Linked DNA regions of Homo sapiens: region 1 is linked to region 2. The links are chromatin contacts, found by Hi-C in ENCODE. All regions are on one chromosome and are shown on one strand. The core of a region is the stretch at or near the end of the contact, and the rest is flanking DNA. Distances in the headings are between cores, read along the strand shown. Region 1 overlaps HDAC4 (histone deacetylase 4). Region 2 has its middle 62 kb from the start of MIR4786.

Region 1 (2,700 bases), core at 47-2,546, 590 kb before region 2:
AAGGAAGTCCAGTATTTCTGCTCTTACTCAAAACTGAACTGGAATTCCCAGCTAGCACAGTAAGACAAGGAAAATAAACACAGGAATTGGAGAGGAAGACACTAAACTAGCATCGTTACTTTAACAGTCTTTGTCTTAGAAACCCTGAAGAATTTACAGAAAAAAATTTTTAGAAATTATAAGATTTTAATAAGATGATTGGATATAAAAATAAAATATAAAAATCAACTGCAATTCCAAAAACTAGCAAGGGAAAACTTAATTAAAAAAAAAACGTATTGTCTGCAACAGAAAAACAAAACAACTACAATCTACCAAAGAATAAAGAATAAATCTAACTTGACACGTACAAGACCTTTATAGAGAAAATTATAAAAATCTATTGAAAAAAGACAGTAAAGAAGACCTGATGGAGGGAAAGAGAAGCCACACACACAAATATACTGTCAGGATGCCAACCCTGCCTTCAAATTCATCCATAGAGTCAATGCAATTCCAATCAAGTTTCAGGCTAGGCTTTTTAAAGGAACTTGTCTCTAGACAAGTCACAGCTTAGGAGGAGCTGGGACAATTGCAGGGAGGGGGCTGAGACAGGGGAGTGCGGCTGCAGCGCCTGTCAAGGAGACAGTGCCCTGCTGGCCCCAGGACAGGCTCTGGAGCAGCTGAGCACAGGGAGGGTCCAAAACAGATTGAACTTGGAGGATGAGCTGGCCGCACAGCTATCCCAGAGAAAGGGTGTAAAGTGTCAAACATTATGGTTCTCAAAATGAGAAAAGAAAATGAAACTGATCCCCACCCTGCACCCCACACAAAAACCAAAGGCTTAAGTATGAAAGACAAAACGTCAAAGGCCTTAAGAGAAAATATACAAGGTTATCTTTATGGCCTTGAGGTAGGGAAGGTTTTTTGGTGGTTGTTTTGTTTTTAAATGAAATACGAAAAAGCACTAACCACAAAAGAAAAGGTCTGTGTTTTGTCTTAGTCGAGGTGTCATTTAAGAACTGTTTTTGCATATAACTTTTCTTATGTTACAATATGTGTGTGTGTTTCCAGATCAAGGAAGTCGAGTAAAACACTTCTAAGTAACATTTTTTCCTTCTTCACTCACTAAACCTTTACTGAACTCCAACTAAGTGCCCAGCACCAGGCCAATAAAGAATAAAAAGACAGGAGGAGCAGAGGTCTTTTCTTCTGGAAATCCAGGCTGGGGAGAGAGCACACATCACAGGGCAGGAGCAGCAGCCCCTCAGCCACTGTGTTGGGCACGCAGGGCCCCTCCCAGCCACCTGGCTCATCTGATGTGGGAGCCCACGGAGAGCAGAGAGCACCCCCCAAAGTCCCCGCCTGATGGGGCACCAGAGCTCTGCCCGCTGCCTGATCCTGCCCAAACTCTGAGAATGCCCCTGGTTATAACCCTCCGTTTCCCTACTGTACACACTGGTGCACAAATCTGCATAAACCCTCACTTCATAATCATCCTTCAAATTACACCTAACCTTATCCTCTTGATGGTTCACCACTTCCTAAATTTTAAAACAGCATCGTGATCTTTACTCACCATTTTTGAGTTAAGGAAAACAAATGAGAGAATAAAATTAACAAAGTTCTATCAACTACAGAAAAGATCTTATTTTCTAATCCAATTACGGCAAATAAAAAAGGCATCAAGAGTTAATATAAATGTACACTCCATTGAAATGGCTTAATCAAAAGACACAACATTAACCAGGAAAAATTCACTCAAGTCTTGTCATTCAAACTTAAAATATATCAACATTTTTACTAAATTTATTTTTTTTCAAATGTGCACTAACATTTTCCATGTTATCAGACTTTACTCTTACCTAGTTCCCTGTCAGCTGAGCTAATTCCTTAACTATAAAGAAACAGAGCACCCTAAGGCCAGGCTGTGGGGACACCCAGAACCAACGGCACGTGACATGAAGCACCAGCGACATGGGGACACCAGCACCAATGGCGTGAGGATGTCCAGCACCAATGAGTGGCCCATTTTATGTGGCTGAAGGACACCTTCTGTGTGGACTAGGGAGAATATGGTAAAACTGGAGACCCTAGGAGTCTTCCATATCACCCCAAGAGAGTTTTGGAGAGAAAGGGGATTTAGAGTGTCAATCTTTAGAAAAATCAAACAGGCAGGGCAAGCTCCTGAAATGGGAGTAGGCACACACACACACACACACAGGCACGTGCGCACAAGCAGTCACGTACACACATGTACGCACACACAACCACACATGCGCGCACGCATGCATTCAGTTCGCACGCGCATGCACACACACGCACGCACACACTCACATACGCACTCACGTACGCACACACGCGCACGCACTCACACACACACCACACACGCTCCCGTGTTTAGTGTGTTTCTAGGGCACTATGGGGAGGGCCGGGGTTCTATACAGGGCCTGGCCCACCTGAAAGTCCATGTGAAAGGCAGCCTCCAGGGCTCCTATCAAGTGGGTGGCTTCGCTCATTCACTCAGGAATTTTTCGTGGCACAGTAAGGCAAGGGGTGGGGATTTTTCTTTAAAAGCTTTATCCAATCATGACTAATGGAATAAGTGAGCCAGGCCTCAAGAAAACCGAGGACAAAAGGAAAGAGCCGTTCAGAAGGCAGCGCCTGCCTCCACCTGCTGGTGCGTGCCCGGGACAGGGAGGACGGCAGGTTTTACCAAGC
Region 2 (2,700 bases), core at 54-2,553:
CCCTCAAATCAGATGTGAAGGGCTCAGGCGATTTCAATCAGCACCCAAATAGTTGCCCTCTTGGTGAACTCGAAGCCAGCTGATTAGTGACTTTAATTACATTTGTGAAAAATCTTCACTGCCATGTCATGTATCACACAGGGTCTGCCACATCCCAGGGGAGGAAATAATCCAAGGCAGGTACAACAGGGGGTGGAAATCCTTGGGCCACTTTAGAATTCTGCGTACCATAAATGTGTAAAAAGATGAAACTTTCTACAAGAGAAAGGAAGGTCACTCTGAGCTGCATTTTTGTTCAGGAACAGAGAACTCATTGAAACCCACAGGCAGAGCTTGTGCAAAGGGAGAGAGCAGAGAGAACGGCCAATCAGTGGAAAGTTACTCTTCCTGCTTGGAGGAGATATTTTCCTCTATTTTAAAGGCAGCTGTGATGTGATAAACACAAGAGAAGAGCAGCCCCACCCCCCCACCCCATGCACTGATTTCCAGGAGTGGGGCCATGAGCTGGGGGCCCCTGCTGCTCCTGCACCCCTCACCTGTGGTCCCCTGGGGGTTAGGTGACCTGCTGGGTCAGACACCAGCTCTCAGGGAGCCGCAACTCCTGGCATAGGTGCAATGTCTTGGAGTGACAGCAGATTTTTTCAGGCCTAGCTCTGAACTCTCCAAACACAAATCCTCCTAGAAGTCAGCACCCCTCAGTGCCTCACCCTGGAGCTTTGCCACATCACCATTTATTAAGAGAGGGATGCATCTGCCCTGCACACCCTGATGGGACAATTTCCACCCCACCAGCAAGGGGACATCAGTGTGTCCCCCCAGGGCCCTACTGGAGCACCCACCAAGAGGCCCCAAGTGCCCCTGGGGAGAGGGACCTTCAGGAACTCGTCACCTCTCACTGTGCCCCTCTGCTACTCACCGGTCACTCCCCAGAGCCCATCACAGTGACCCAGCACTCCTGAAATGTGAGTTCAATGCTTCAAACTTTCTGCAATACTGACTCTTCAGGCGGATGGTTCATGGTCCCTGAATTCATGATCAGTTATTAAAAATAATAAAATACTTCATCTGTAGGGTGCTTGTGGCTCCCAAAGTGTTTCCTAAGGGTGTACTACCCGAAATCAAAACAAGAAGGGCCCAAATCGTGGGCTCTAATGCTTCCCCAGTGCCCACCCCCCAGCATTCCAACCAGACACAGAAGCCACCAGAAGCATGATCTTAACAAGCAGCATGCCAGCAGGGTTCCCCTAGCTCACAGAGCCCTGCAACCCCAGAACCTGCTTGGAGACCCAGAGGGCAGCCCAGACGCCACCTCCAGCTTTCCCACCTCCATCTGGGCCGCCCTCCCAGCAATCTCGAGTCCTGGGGATCAGGGACCATCTTATTCCTCTTTGCAGGCCCAGGACCTGCCTGTGCCCAGCACAGTACATCTTTGTGGGATAAATGACAGGAGTAATGCATTCACTCTCAAAGCCTGAAGATTATCGAAACAGCCAGGGTCGGGAAGAGAAAAAGGTGAGCACGCAACGCATGGAGGGAGGGAAGCCAGGGCTGAGGGACACCTGGCGTGGACCCTGGGGAACCCGGCCTCCCTCCTGCCCACTGCCCTGCCCCACCAGGGCCTTGCACTTGAGGGTCCGGGGTCTCTCAAGCCCTGTGACCCTGTGCGGGAGCACTCTGTTCCTGTCTTCAATCTTTTTGTGTTTTTAATGCATATCTCTCTCATTCAGTCTCTTGTTTTCTTTTCCCCTAAACCCAGTGGTACAAAAACCAAGGGGGGTGAGATTGTATCTCTGTTTGTTTTGATGGATTGAACATTTTCTTTCCTTGTTCTACATTTTTCAGATTTCTGGGGATTGTTTTCCACCTCTTGATGTTATCTGGGCTCTGGCCAACAGCAACACACACTCTGCCGGTGCCTGAGGGCGGAGTGCGGAAGCAGGGGGCTCAACTTTTGGCTAAATTTAGCTTCTCTTGGGCAGATTTATCTCCATTAATCATAACCAAGCGGAGTTGCTGGAAACTGTGCTTCCCTCGATCCAGCCGCCTGCGTGAATAAGTACTTCCATCCCAGAGAGGATTTCCTGGAGCGAATGCCAATAGTCTCCCTAAACAGCCAGGCAAGCCACAGCAAACAAACAAAAACAACCAAAAACAAAAGGAGCAGCAGCAGCTGGCACAGAGGCGGGTGCTCAGCCTTGTTTTATCCGCAGGTCCCGCACCAAGCAAGTGGAGAAACACACGAGGCTCCCTCAGGCTGGATCCCTGTGTCCCAAGACAGCCAGAGAAGGGGACGGGGACACTGCCCAGCTGTGGGCACCTGCACTTGGAGGTCACCCCACCACCGCCTGGGAAAGCCTCGAAGCCTCATAGCACAGGGGTGGCCAGAGTACTCCCTGAACTGCGAGTCTGGTTAGTTCTTGGTGGTGGGCACAGGTGAGTGACATCTACCTTCCGCACTTGTCTCTGTGTGTGAGATACTTGGTTATTGGAAAAAAATGAAATCTGTGAGTCTTTGGATCCCTGTTTGGCCCAGGAACAGGCCACCCTCTTCTTTACTGAGTCAATGCTAAAGTCACTGTTGACCCAAAGCATAGGGATGAGCGGGAGACGTTTCAGACTCCAACAGGTGCTCCATCTGGTGGCGACTTCAGGAACATCTTCCAAGTCAAGGTGGCAGGTGTGCACCTGTGGGCTCCTTCT

What was found. A loop is a pair of places that touch in the nucleus more often than their neighbours do. Pooled maps may share reads with other maps.
Region 1: a loop to region 2 is called in a pooled map, with 3 times the contacts of the local background. The contact joins two enhancer-like sites. A Hi-C loop is called at or near these places in 2 of 168 maps with a recorded cell type or tissue (CD4-positive, alpha-beta memory T cell and ascending aorta) and 4 of 50 pooled maps.

Annotation. Positions count from the first base shown.
Region 1 is chr2:239,288,400-239,291,099 of GRCh38, forward strand. The region is part of intron 2 of HDAC4 (histone deacetylase 4); the gene reads right to left. Among named protein-coding and RNA genes, the nearest start is that of MIR4269, 16 kb to the right of the region's middle. Within about 2 kb of position 1,297, at least 10 of the 41 ENCODE cell types and tissues checked have a DNase peak (open chromatin) inside an H3K27ac peak, as active enhancers do; they include ascending aorta, where a contact is called at or near this core.
Region 2 is chr2:239,879,813-239,882,512 of GRCh38, forward strand. No RefSeq gene overlaps it. Among named protein-coding and RNA genes, the nearest start is that of MIR4786, 62 kb to the right of the region's middle. Within about 2 kb of position 1,304, at least 8 of the 41 ENCODE cell types and tissues checked have a DNase peak (open chromatin) inside an H3K27ac peak, as active enhancers do; they include ascending aorta, where a contact is called at or near this core.